Regions from separate parts of the Homo sapiens genome. Here region 1 is linked to region 2. A link is a contact called in ENCODE Hi-C or POLR2A ChIA-PET data. All regions are on one chromosome and are shown on one strand. The core of a region is the stretch at or near the end of the contact, and the rest is flanking DNA. Distances in the headings are between cores, read along the strand shown.

Region 1 (7,048 bases), core at 1,520-4,019, 650 kb after region 2:
TACTCGGGAGGCTGAGGCAGTGGAATCGCTTGAACCCAGGAGGCAGAGGTTGCAGTGAGCCAAGATTGTGCCACTGCACTCCAGCCTGGTGACAGAGCAAGACTCCATCTCAAAAATCAGAGCACACAATTTTACATGTATTTTGACAATGGGCAAAATACCTGTATTTGAAATCATACCTTCCTTGGAGAATTTGAGGTATGTGGTTTCAGAAGATGTGGAGGTAGTGGGTGGGAGGACATTCGGGTTGGAAATTCGGGTTGGAAGAGTAATGTAAATGAAGGTGCAGAAAACCAGAAGGAAACAGGCAAGGACCAGGGTTCATGCTAGGCACCCTGACAAATCAGGCAAGACGGCCAGCTGTGATGGAAGCACATCACAGAGGCACTGAAACCTGGCATAAGAGTTTTAGTCTCAGATGTTTTTGAGTTCAGGAGCAGCAGAATGAAAGATATTAAAGGAAGACAGTCTGACAAGGGATTGTTTAGGGTGAATGTGCTAGAAGGTGCAGGGGGTGGCTTGAGCGGTTGAGAGCCAGACAAGGTGGTAACTGAATGGGTAAAGGAGTAATTAATAAAAGAGGCATTTTGGAAGACCAGCAGGAAGGATAAAATTGAGTCAGTTCCTAGGAAGTTTCTTGGACATTGAAAGTGAGGCTCTGCCTTGGTATAGGGCTGAATTTCCCATTTTGGAAACTGGGAGAGCCATGGTGCCACTGACATTCTTTTCCTTTAAAACTCCAAATATGTTTCTTTTCCTTGATTAATCTTACCACATTCTGATTGCTTTTTTCCTTTGGGAGTGATAAGAATAGATTTCAGAAAGAGATGGCTTTTGATCAGGGCCAGGAACACTTGGTAGGAATTGAGTTGGCAGAAATGAAATGGAGATGTGTGTAGGGCATTGGACGAAGGAGAGAGTCTGAGCAGAGGCAATGGTGTGAGCCAGTGATATGTTTGGCAAAAATGCATAGCTGTTGATGAAAGGAGTAAAGTGTCAGTACCTGATTAGGACAGGTGACATGAAAAATGTGAGGAGACTAGCATCAAGGCCATGCCTCTGGCTCCTGGCTACTTCTTTAAAGTTTAAAATTTGTTTTGCTGAGCCCTATAGAGTCACTGAATTAGCTATTACTACAGATGAAGCTCTGTACACTGGAGGAGGAGGACTCAGATATGTAACAACCGGTTTTTTTCTCTTTCTAGCCCAGAGTTTCTTACTATGATCTGGATTCGTGGGGAGGAAGGCTGGGTAGAGCTAGACTCATCATCTGCTTTGGTGTTCTTGGGAGCTTATCTCTTTTCCTGCCAGGTAGATAGTTTTTCCTTTCTTTCCTTCCCTTCACCTCCAGACCTCCCTCCTTCATTTTCTTTCCTTCTCTCTGTCTGTCTGTCTAAAATATAGTTGGGAAGAAAAAGGTATCAGCCATGGGAACCTCTGGTGCACAGGTGTAAGGAACAAAGAGCTTTTCTGCCTTAGAATTAATCAGTTATCTCCTACTCACTGTAGCTCAGAAGTTGATCTACCTTTTGATGTTAAAATGCTAAATCTCACGGAAGTTATAAAATTTTCTCTCTTCCCACCCCTAACAAGAAGGAAAAACAAGTCCTCAACAGACTTATATGCATGTAGTAACTTATTACACAGTTCCTAGGTGTGAAGCAAGTGTCTGACCCTCAGGAAGCTGCTCCCTCTGCAGTGCTCAGGTAAGAACCCATCACCATCGCCCACCTGCTCACCCTCCCTGCTTCCCACCCCAGGACACCACACCTCTCAGGAATTACATGAGATATGGTATAAAAAGTTTTTTTATTTCAAAATGCAAAATGGTGGTCATTGTAATAATTAATAATAATAACATAAAAAGCATTTATCCTTCCTCCCTAGTGCAAAATGGTAGACGCATTTAGATAATTCACACAGTGTTGGAAATGTCATGACAATGCAGTGCTGCACAGCAGCAAAACTCAATCCCAAACTCCTTTGGTGGATGCTTGTGGTAGGTCAGTTCTAGATGTCAGCGGTTTCTCTGAAGTTAAGTCCAAATAAAAAACAGCACGTGCTCCTGCACTCTCCCAGCGGAGTCAGGCTCCTGTGCGCGCGCCCCCTCTGTCTCTCCATTCCTCTCTCGGTCTGTCTCTGTCTACTGCGTCTCCCTCCCACTCCGCTGGTCTCCCACAGTTCCTAGGAGGCGTGCTGCCGGTTGGACAGGGCCCGGCCGCCGAGGACCGTGTCCTGCTGCTTGCCTTTCTCCTGCAGGGCTTGCTTCTGGAGAGCCTGTCGCTCCAGGGCGGCCTGCAGCTCCGCCACGGCTGCCTCCTGGTCCCGCAGACGTCTGGCGGCCGTGAAGGGGCTGCACACAGTCTCCATCAGGCCGAGCACCACGCCGAAGAGGGCCAGCACGCTGCCCAGCACGTACAGCTTCACCATCTTCCCCTTGCGCTTCTGGGCCATCATCTCCTTGGCCAGGGGGATCAGCTCCTGGACCGTTTCCATCTCGGCTCTGGGCTCTCGGAGGCGGGAATGACCTGCAGGAGGAGCAGCAGGAGAGGGGCTTCAGCCACCAAAGAACGGCTCCCACCACCCCGCACCCAGCTAATCTTGGGGAGGGCTCATAGAAAGGCGGACTACCTTAGTGGCACGGCGCGAGCAGGAGGCAGCGCGAGCTGCAGTTGGCAGCGGTCAGCGCGTCCGTTGGTCCGACCGACCTCAGCGTTCTCCTCCTCTCGGCAGCTGCAGCTCTCCCAGTTGGAGACTCCGCCGCTGGCACCGCTTTAGCGTCCGGGGGCCGCTTATATCTTTTCTCTGAGACACGCCTCCTGGGCTCTCCGGCCCAGGCCAGCGCGGTCAGAGCCAGGGGAACTCGGAGGGGGAGGAAGAAGAGGAGGGGAAAAGGAGGGGGTGGAACCCGGCTGGGACCTGGCAGGAGGTGGCCACGCGCTGAGCACGCTCCGACTGTGTGAGCTAGGGGGCCCGGCGCGGGTGCCATCGCAGCGGGGCGCGTGGGAAGGCCAGTGTGCACGCGAAGGTCCCACTCCAGGCGAGCGCAGGGGAGGACCCGGAGCCCAGGGAGGTGTCCGCGGACATCTCTGACATGGCGGCAACCTTCTTACTGGTGTCAGCGGGTGCACAGCTTCCCTTGTCCAGGACAGCCTGACATTATAAATAATGAGGGAATTTGGGGGTTCCATCTAAAGAAGAAAGCTTTCATTTTTATTCGGAAGGGTTGTCACCTTCCCACGTGTGTGGCAATGGATCAGAGAGGAGAAGGCAAGGGGGAAGGATCTGGGTAACAGGACAGAACAGGTTACGCTTGGATAAAGCAATATGTGCTAATATTGTTTCTTTCCTGCCTGGTTGGTTTTATTTAGAGGTACATGCATGTATAACTAGAGTCAGTTGATAGAAAACTATTCATTGATGGTGCTTTTATGCACAGAGGTGTGTGTGTGTGTGTGTGTGTGTGTGTGAGAGAGAGAGAGAGAGAGAGAGAGAGAGAGAAAGAGAGAGAGATTAGTCTCTTTGCCTGCGAGCTGTTTCCTTATGTACTTCCGTGTATCAGGGAAGAGCCTTCAAATTCAAATTGTTCTCACTTCCACTTGAGAAGTGGAGTTGGGAGCTTGGGGGTAGGGGGTCAAGTATGGAAGGGGCTGTTGGTAGAAGTTCATCTGCCATTTTAGAATGGAAGTATTTCATGCTCTCCTCAATAATTCTCTGCCACCCTCCTGGGTTTGGGGGTACAACTTCACTGCTCCAGCTCAACTTCAGCTTTGAAGCAGTTTGTGGGCAGAAGGGCGTGTAGTAGACAGCTTAGGTAAGAATCCAGAGTGTGAGTACTCTTGGACGTGTGAAGATGTAGGATTGATTTTGACCAGGGTTAGCTGTAATCACCTGGGGCTGAGGGAGCGTTCTAGTTTGGCTTTGGTTATGGATATGCTAGAGTTAGCAAACTTGGGGAAAAAGAGAGGCAAATTGGCCAAAGGGTTAGCAAACTTGGGGAAAAGGAGAGGCAAATTGGCCAAAGGCCTTTAAGCAGAGAAAGGGAGGGGGCAGGGGAAAGAAGGGGAAATCAAACTGGCCAGAAAATTGCAAAGGTCAGTGATGCAATCTTGCAACAGCCTTTGCAGTCGGTCGGACTGAGCCCTGAAGGGCGGGTCGGGGGAAAAGGCTGTCTCAGGGATCAAATATTTTAGTTTTTGAATTGTTAACAGTAATCTTTCTTTGGGGGTCTGAAGCAATTTCTCAGATGATTCAGTTTAAAAAGGCAGCAATAACAACTACCCTTTGCCTTGACTATTAATAGTTCAGGCAAGGGCTTGTGTGTGGAGAATGGTCAAGGTTATCTAAATAGCTTATTTGAAATTCTATGTTTTAGAATTTAGTCTGAGTGAAGGTGACCAGGGGCCAAATAGAATTGATTATTCCTGGAGGACTGTGTTTCCTGCTTATTGTTCTTTTAACCTTGTCAGGCAGGAAAATTCTGTAACAAGGGTTCCTGCCAAGTTTAATATCAGTCTTGGCATTTTCTTTGAATCTTCCTTATAGTTTCAGAGCAACCTCTGATAACTGGCAGAAATGATTAGTGAGCTTTCCCAATATCTGTGAGGGTTCCAAACCCATTGACTTCTGGAAGAGCATGTGATGTGTGCCCTGATATAAGGGCTGTCACGTGGTTTCCATTCTGAAGGTGAGTCAGCCTAGCTTGGGACCCAAAATTCTGAAATTGACTGGTCCAGTAAGCATTTCCTGTGTTTCTGTAACTCAGAGACGCAAACCACACGTCTTCCTAGGTCAGAAGGCTGTAATTTACCTGGGGTTCCCCTTTCCTGTGATTTGCTGTGTTAGTGCACATCACCAGCTCAGTTCCTTTTTTTGATAATTTGACTTTGACCTCCAGGTTCCAGCAGCTATATTGGTAAGAGCTGGACAGAGGAGGGGCAGCAAGTGCCATGGACGGAGGTCACTGGTAGACTTGATCTTCCTAGTTTAGGTGGTAGCTGGGGCTGAGCAGGAGATGATGGGAGTAGAAGGCTAAGGAATCCAGTGTTAACTCATGTCTAGGAATTTCTGAGTGCAGCTCCTCTGTCTGGGTGGGAAAAGAGAACCTGGCTCCTAGGGTAGAAGGTGACTAGGTAGGGCTTGGAAACTAAACATATATTTTAGTGGGGCTGATGTCATTTTTAGGGAAGTAAAGCACTGTGTTGTGTCATGCATGCAGGTAAGATACAGGTTATAGCGATGATGGTCAAACCAAGCCATAGGGTGACCAACCATCTTATTTTGCTCAGGGTTGAGGGGTTCTCTGAAATGCAGGACTCCTGCTAAAACTGAGCACTAAAACTGAGATACTTCCAGGCAAACTGAAACACTTCCAGGCAAACTGAAATAGTCATCCTACCCTTGAGTCTATCTCAACATTTAACTCTTGCCACTTCTAGGAAGGTAGGAAGGACTAGTTTAAAATTTTTATATTTTGCTTTCTAAATCCCTTTCTCTCAGACATTAAGACATTCAGAGCCATCTGCAGAGGGTAAAGTCACAAAGGGGTGCATGTGTTTCAAGGGTTAAGTGCAGAGGAGGGATAGAACTGTCCCTACCCCTCTGCCTTGGGGATTGAAGACACAGGGGAAAGAGGTCTTTTGGATGGTTAGTTGTAAATGAGCTTCAATAATAATTGTTATTGTTACAATTATTATAATATAATAATAACAATAATAATTATTATTTTGTTACCGGCTGCTTGCTGCCTACACAAAGTCACTGCCCACCCCTGGGGCTCCAGGCAGCTGAAGGGAGGGAGTCATCATAGGAGATATGACAAAACTATTTGTAGTTTTAAGACTACCGCACTAGAAATTTTTTTTAGACCCTTAGTTACTTTCATAGTTTTAGAAAGGAAGTTGCTTATCACTCGGATATCAGTGGAAGACACTGAAATTTATATGTGTAGCCACTGTCTCCTCTGGTCTTATAGACTAGAGTTCTAGAGTCTAAATATTTCTGTGTGGATACACTGCTATTATCACAGCTTGACACACTTAAAACAAGACTCCTTACCTTCTCTATACTCTTACAAGCTAAGTCTTCTTCTCAATATCCTTATTTCTAGCAGTGACATCTCCGTTTCATTTGTTCTCTGGGCTTGAAATATCATGGAAGTTATTTGGAGAGGCCTTCCCTGACTACTGCATCCCACCACTCTCCACCCAGTGCCCTACTTTCTTTTTCTTCATAGCACTTGGTTACCTGATTCTATGTGGATGTACTTAATGGTGTGGTTTTATATTGTCTTCCATGTGCGTTGGAGGATAGGCTTCATGAGGATAGGGACTTTGGTTTGCTCCTCACTGTGTCCCCAGTGCCCAGTATAATTCTTAGCACATAATAGGTCCTTAATGGGTAACTATGGGATTAATGAATGGCTTTTCCATGGACTGTGAAGCCTGGCAGGGAAGGGACTGTTTTTTGTTTGTTTGTTTGTTTGTTTTTGAATGCAGTCCAACTTTTAGTAGATGCTTAAAGAAGCATTCAGGTTTTTGAGGGGACAGTTTTTTTGCTTTTAATCCTTTCTCCTCTAATCCATCTTAAACACTACCACCAAATGAATCTTCCTAAAATTTAATTTTTTATTGTCAACTGCCTGTTTAAAGGCCAAGATCATTTCTCATTGCCCACATAATGGACTCCTGGATCCTGCATGTTGAATTTGCTTGATTTAGTATTCTTGGAATTCAGGCTCTCTATGGTCCGATCTTCTCCTGTTCTTCTCCCACAATAGCCCTTTGCTCCACAGAGAGGTTTCTTCACAGGCCAAGAAACAATTCATTCGCATTGCTGCTGCTTCATTTATTTTTGCTCACACAGTTGTTTCTACCTGAAATGCTGTCCTCTTTCTACTTTGTCTTCCTTTCTTCCTTGAGGTCAAGTTCAATTTCCTGTGCTCCAAGAAGCTACCACTGCCCATGGCAGCACACCTTGATCTCTCCTTTCTGTGAATTTCAGTTGCCTTTGGGGCTTGTACTCTACAGGCTGGCACTGGATGGATTAC
Region 2 (7,126 bases), core at 4,325-6,824:
CTATCAGTAATGCACTAACAGGCTGGGTGTGGTGGCTCATGCCTGTAATCCCACCATTTTGGGAGGCTGAGGTGGGCAGACGACTTGAGCCCAGGAGTTTGAGACCAGCCTGGGCGACATGGCGAAATCCCTTCTCTGCTAAAAATACAAAAATTAGCCAGGAATGGTGTTGCATGCCAGTAGCCCCAGCTGCTCAGCAGGCTGAGGTGGGAGCCTGGGAAGTTGAGGCTGCAGTGAGCTGTGATCCAGCCTGGGAAACACAGGAAGACCCTTTCTCAAAAAAAAAAAAAAAAAAAATGACACGCTAAAGTGGCCAGCAAGTACTTAGATGAAAAACAACCACTAAGTAGGGTTGTATGTAACCCAGGATCCCCAGCCCTCCACTCCCAAGGTGTCCATAGAGAGAATTCAGGGGGACATGAGCTCAAATATCTTTATTTTCATGAATTTCTGGCTGAAAATTAGCATTTCATTGGATTATAGATGTGGACAACGACTCACAGTAGTAAGAGCAGTTCCAGCCAGATGTAATGGCTCACACCTGTAATTCCAGCACTTTGGGAGGCCAAGGTGGGCAGATCACTTCAAGCCAGGAGTTCAAGACCAGCCTGGCCAACATGGCAAAACCCTGTCTCTACTAAAACTACAAAATTAGCCAGGCACGGTGGTGAACATCTGTAATCCCAGCTACTGGGGTGGGTGAGGCATGAGAATTGCTTGAACTCGGGAGGCGAAGGTTGCAGTGAGCCGAGATCATGCCACTGCACTCCATCCTGTGTGACATAGTGAGACGCTGTCTCAGAAAAAAAAAAAAATCATAGTAGTAAAAGCAGCTCTGACGAATGTCACCAGTAAAAGTCAGATACTTTCATACTACTGTGTAGCCTTTGAAAATACTACAAAATACCATTTACATGGGCATCACTACTTTGAAATTACAGGAGTTACTTGCTACTGCACTGAATTTTGTTACTTACTGCATTGATAAAGAAGTACATATACTCATACATTTGGAGCTTTTTTAGTTTTTTCATTTTATTATTATTTTTTAAGAGACAGGGTCTCACTCTGTCATGCAGGCTAGAGTGCAGTGGCCTGATCATAGCTCACTGCAGCCTTGACCTCCTGGGCTCAAGTGATCCTTCCTCCTCAGCCTCCCAAGTAGTTGGGACTACAAGTGATGCTAGCACTGGGGAGTGGCTGCAAATACAAATTAGCATTAAGAGGGAGGTTTGACTACACAGAGACCATAATAAATCAATTGCTTGCAGACTCATATCAAAATCCTATCAGTGAGTGTCAAGTAACAAGTAGCTTAATGCTGCCTGGTGGCAGGCTTTATAGTGGCAAGTGAGTTGATGTACTTCCATCGTACAGCTGCATCTGTGGGCAGGCTTTCAGTCAGAATCCGACACTTATTTTAGTCCACTCATGGCCCGCCCATTATTTACCACTTCCAGGTGTGCCTGTTTCCTGCACTGCACATTTGTCTCAGTCACAGTTTTGGTAAGCCCACAAGCTAACCCTAGCCGAAATGAGTAAAAAACAAACATCACTGGTAAGCTTCTTTGAAAAGGGGGAAGACCCAATGATGAGACAGAAGACTGTAAGATTGCCAACAAAAAGCAAGCTGCATTTAAAAGAAAATACCAGGAGTCATACTCAAATTACAGGTTCATTGCAACAGGTGACTCACATTCTCCAAGCCCACTTTGTGTAATATGTGGCCACTGGCTATCCAATGAAGCCATGAAACCTTCAAAACTGCTTCACCACATGGAGACCAAGCACCCTGCATTAAAAGACAAGGCTTCGGAGTTTTTCAAAAGAAAAAACATAAGCACAAAGAACAGAAGCAATTATTGAAGGCTACCATTTCATCAAATGTGTCTGCAATGAGAGTATCATTCTTAGTGGCTAACCGTATTGCTAAAGCTAAGAAGCCCTTTACTATTGGTGAAGAGTAAACTAGGCGAATTGAAATAGCAGCGGATATTGAGGCACAATTGGTAGAGAGGATTAATGAGTCACTGCGGTACGCAATCTGGGTTGACTAGTCTACCAGTGTTGACAAGGCAACAATGCTTGTTTTTTTGTGATACAGTTTTCAGGAGGATATACATGAAGATGTTAGGTGCACGAGGATATGTCACTTGCACTTTTGTTGCTAACCAACACCACAGCTGCACAACTATTCAAGTCTTTGAATGATTACCTATCAGAAAAACCGAATTGGTCCTTTTGGGTAGTATGTGCTTGGGCAGAGCGACTGCTACGACTGGTTTCACTACTCGGGCCAAAGAGGTCACTTCTGAATGTGAGTCTATGCACTGTGACATCCATAGAGAAGTGTTGGCTAGCCAAAAAATGTCACCTGAACTTAAGAACATTTTGCAGGATGTGATTAAAATTATCAACCACATTAAAGTACATGCCCTTAACTCACATCTGTTCACACAGCTCTGTGAGATGGACATAGAGCACACACATCTTTTATACACAGAAGTGGGATGGCTTTCTAAAGATAGATCACTGGCCGGAGTTTGAGTTATGAGGGCCACTCCAGAGATTTCTTCTAGAAAAGTAGTCACCACTGGCAGCACATTTCATAGAAGGGGTTACAAAACTTGCTTACTTGCTTACCTCCTCAATGAACTCCATCTGTCCCTTCAGGGGAGAACTGTGTTCAAGTCGGCAGATAAGTGGCTGCACTCAAAACCAAACTGGAATTATTGCGGCGACAAGTGAACACTGGGATTTCTGACACGTTTCAAACATTAGCAGAGATTTTGAAAGAGACTAAGCCAGGGCCTTCTCTCTCCCAGCTGGTGCATGATCACCTATCTCAGCTTTCAAAAGAGTTTGAGCATTACTTCCCAACTACAAAAGACACCCGAACTGGGAAGGATCCTAGATCCATTTGTGAATAAGCCAGGTGAATTGACTTTGTCCATGCTAGAAGAGGACCAACTGTTTGAGATAGCAAATGACCGGGCCCTAGAAGTATGTTTAAGACAACTTCAAATATCCATACATTCTGGATTAAAGTCAAGGCAAAGTATCCTGAAATTGCCACAAAAGCACCGAAAAGCCTGCTTCCATTTCCAACATCCTATCTTTGTGAAGCAGGGTCTTCTGCAGTGACAGCAACCAAAATGAGACTATGAAGTAGGCTGGACATAAGCAAACACACTTTGGGTGTCAATGTCTACCAACACACCCCCCCAGATGGGACTGCCTAGTTGCAGAAAAACAAGCTCAGGGGTCCCACTGATTCTACTCTATGGTGAGTTGTATTCATATTACAATGTAATAATAATAGAAATAAAGTCCACAATAAATGTAATGCAGGTGGGGCATGGTGATTCACACCTGTAATCCCAGCACTTTGGGAGGCCAAGGAGAGGATGGCTTGAGCTCAGGAGTTCGAGCTCAGGAATTTGAGACCAGCCTGGTTGACATGGTGAAATCCTGTCTCTACTAAAAATACAAAAATTAGCCAGATGTGGTGTCGCATGCCTGTAAGCTACTCCGGAGGCTGAGGCACGAGAATTGCTTGATCCCCAGAGGTGGAGGTTGCAGTGAGCCAGTATCGTGCCACTGCACTCCAGCCTGGGTGACCCAGCGAGACTCTTGTCTCAAAACAAATAAATAAAATAAATGTAACGTGCTTGAATTATCCCAACACCATCCCCCTTCCCCCAGTCCATGAAAAACTTATTGTCCATGAAACCGGTCCTTGGTGCCAAAAAGGTTGGGGACCACTGCTTTAGGGAACATTCCCCCTGGGCCAGGTCCTAAGCTGGAAGCAGGGGGTGCAGGTAAGGCCCATGCTCGCAAGTTCCTGATGCTACCTACAGAGCTCCCACCAACATCTGGCCACCCACAAAAACGGCTGCTCCCTCCAAAGAATTGACTTTCACCCTAAGTTCATCCATCTAACCTACTTCCAAGGAGGGGGCAAAGTAAACAGTAGATAAAGCACAGGCGTTGATCCAAAAGAGGAGTCCAAAACCCGGCCCTGACATGTACTAGTTTGTGGCTTTGGCTCCCCTCCAAGGCTTTCTCTATCCTACTGTGAAAAGAGATAACAACACTTATCTTTCCCAGTTACTGTAAGGTTTAGAAATAATGTATCTAAAGCACCTAATAAGCACACAGTCTCCTTAAATTAACATTAATTGAATCTCTCAGGTCAGAGCTGTCCTTATCAAACAATCACAATTAGGGACTGACTGGCAACGAGAAAGGAGGGAGAAAAATCACAGGGAAAATGGAACATGAGGAATGGAAGGGGAAAAAAATCATTCCTCAAAGTCTCCTTCAATGAACTACCGCCTCTTCAATGAAGCCTTCCCTCTCCTCTCCTTGCATTCCCATAGCACTTAATCACATTGAAATAGGTCCTTAGCTCTGAGAATGAATGAGATGCCAGGCACGGTGGCTCACGCCTGTAATCCCAGCACTTTGGGAGGTCGAGGTGGGCAGATCACCCGAGGTCAGGAATTCGAGACCAGCCTGGCCAACACGGTGAGACCCTCGTCTCTACTAAAAATACAAAATTAGGTGGGCGTGGTGGCGCATGCCTGTAATCCCAGCTACTCAGGAGGCAAGGCTGGAGAATCGCTTGAAACCGGGATGCTGAGGTTGCAGTGAGCTGAGATTGTGCCATTGCACTCCAGCCTGGGCGACCAGAGCGAAACTCCGCCTCAAAAACACAAACAACAACAAAAACAGAAAGAGAAGCAATGTCTCACTCCCACGTAATGCAAACCTCTGAGGATGCCAAATGCCCTAGCCCTACAACCCTGATCCAAGAGCAATGTACACAGGTAGCAGCACATTTCTTAACACCAATGCTACCCGTAAAGTACCTCTGGTGAGGATTAGCGGGAGGGTTTTTCCGCATAAAGACCTGCCACCTGAAGGTTAGACTCAGAACAGAGGAAGAAAACTGAGTCCTGAAGATAGAACGCAAAGGAAGTCTCTAACTTTAGAGTCCCTGGAGTCACAGCAGGCAGGCAGGCGCACCGCCGATACTGCCAAGAGGACCAGAGTTCGCAACTCCCCGCAGCAGTTCCGGAAGCTGGGGACGAAGCCAAGGAGAGAGGACGTGGGCAGGGCCGTGCGCGGACTTGTCCCGGCGCCTAGATCCCCGCCTTTGCCCGGGCGCACTGCGCGCGCGGCCCCCGCCGCTTTTGTCTTCTTCGCCCGACCGGGAACTTCCTCTGTCCCGCCCTCGGGCGCGCACACGGGAACTTGGGTAGGAAACGGAAAGCGTTTTGTGCATTTTTTTTTTAACAGAGTAAACTGACGCAGAAAATTCAGCATCTAACCTCCCCAGGACCCCCTATGGTCACCAGTTACCAACCTCCGGGCTGTCCCGGGCGGCGGCGACGGCAACGTTCACGCGCGCCGCGAGTTCCCAACACCCCTCTTTCGGCACTTCCGAGTCCCAGCGACATCGGCGGCGGCTGCGGGCTTCCCCGGGACGCCACCCTCTTTCCCCCGGAGCTGCCCTTTGGAGGAGCAGCGCAGCGCGCGTCCTCCGAGCACGCCCCTGCCGCCGTGCCCGCGCGCCCTCCGCGCCCGGACTCGGGAACCCGCGGCGCTCTCCGGGCGATGGCGAGCAGGCCGTGCTGCTGCAGGGGGCGGGCCAGAGCGCGGCCTGCGTTTCTGAACCGCGTTTGCCCCGCCGGCGGCCCGGGGCCCCTAGCCCCGCTCACCCCTCGGCTGTTGGTTCCCACTGACCCTGGCGTGCATATCTCTCCCCCACCCGTGTGTTCATTGCAGGTCTGGGGCTGCCTGCAAGTTAATTGCAGAGTGGAAGTCACCTGAAACTCGAGGTGGGCCGTCATTCCAACACCAGTGGTCCCCACCTACGTTTTGTAGGCGAAAGGAGGTAGTTCGGTGCGGTGGAAAGAGGGTGGGCTTTGCAGCCCTGGCAGCTTCGAGGGCTTACTGTGTGAACTTAGCCCCTGTGAGCCTCCCTGTACACCTCTGTAAAACAGAAATAGACTTCCCTGCTTTTCTTTGTAAATTAGAGTGAAGATCAAATAGAATAAACTTTATGAATTGTAAAGCAACTTACAGAGATCACTACTGCAAAATGGGTACGAAGATTTTGATTGCGTTGTGAAAAGAGTGGAAGATCTGAAGATGCTCCAACGGGGTATAATTGGGACGATGTTGCTGCTCGGAGGCCTCCAAGCCTGAGCCAAGAGACAGGCTTGCCAGAGTTCTCCAGACTTATCTCAGCAGAATCACGTGGCTCTCATTAAAACCTCGGGCTTCTGGATCCCTCCCCAAACCAAAAGCATCAGACTGTCCATGGCAGGGGCGTCTCAGGTGGTTCTATGATAAGGTGAAGGTGGATAACTCTGCCCTAGGCAGCAGGGAAACTCGGAAGCTGTGCTCTCAGAAATTTCATCTAGCAGTCATTGTAATGGTCGAGAGGATTATTTTAATGATTTTAGAATTCTCCAGGAAACCAGAGTATGAACTCTCCAAGAGCTGGAGCTATCTTTTCTTTCTGCTTCCCCCCAACCCACTCACCCCAAAACCTGGTACTGGATGGTGTTCAGTAAGCAGGTGTTAGTAAACTAGCCCCAAATAGGAGTGCCAGATTTAGCAAATAAAAATACAGCATACTCAATTAAAATTGAATTTCAGGCTGGGCGCGGTGGCCCACGCCTGTAATCTCAGCACTTTAGGAGCGGTAGCAGGAGGATCACTTGAGGCCAGGAGTTTGAGACCAGCCTGGCCAACATGGTGAGACCCCGTCTCTACTAAAAATACAAAAATTAGCCGGGTGTGGTGGCCTGCACCTGTAATCCCAGCCACTTGGGAGGCTGAGGCACGAGAATCGCTTGAACCCGGGCGGCAGAGGTTGCAGTGAGCTCAGATCGCACCACTGCACTCCAACCTGGGTGACTGAGCCGGACTCTGTCTCAAAAAAATAAGTAAATAATTTCAGGTGAACAATATGTAACTTTTTAGTATCACTATGACCCATGCAATATTTGGGATATACTTATTTTTTTTAAGTACTTACAGGAAGCTTGTAATCCCAGCACTTTGGGAGGTCGAGGTGAGTAGATAACTTGAATCCAGGAGTTCGAGACCA

The links. A loop is a pair of places that touch in the nucleus more often than their neighbours do. ChIA-PET counts read pairs that join two places held with the same protein, here RNA polymerase II (POLR2A). Pooled maps may share reads with other maps.
Region 1: a map with no recorded cell type shows a loop between it and region 2 (5-fold over the local background). The contact joins the promoter of G0S2 here to the promoter of HHAT in region 2. A Hi-C loop is called at or near these places in 3 of 37 single-sample maps with no recorded cell type and 8 of 50 pooled maps. POLR2A ChIA-PET finds 5 or more read pairs at or near these places in 1 of 52 experiments (activated T-cell).

The regions. Positions count from the first base shown.
Region 1 is chr1:209,671,133-209,678,180 of GRCh38, reverse strand. It overlaps G0S2 (G0/G1 switch 2), which reads right to left and starts at 2,769. Exons shown (of 2, transcript NM_015714.4): 1 at 2,632-2,769; 2 at 1,791-2,528. The coding sequence starts at 2,496. The coding sequence ends at 2,185. The region is part of intron 1 of HSD11B1-AS1 (HSD11B1 antisense RNA 1); the gene reads left to right. RefSeq lists enhancers at 1,809-2,657, 4,938-5,177.
Region 2 is chr1:210,327,350-210,334,475 of GRCh38, reverse strand. HHAT (hedgehog acyltransferase) reads right to left here and starts at 5,574. Exons shown (of 12, transcript NM_018194.6): 1 at 5,372-5,574. RefSeq lists enhancers at 3,716-3,885, 4,998-5,357, 6,232-6,401 and a silencer at 5,518-5,767.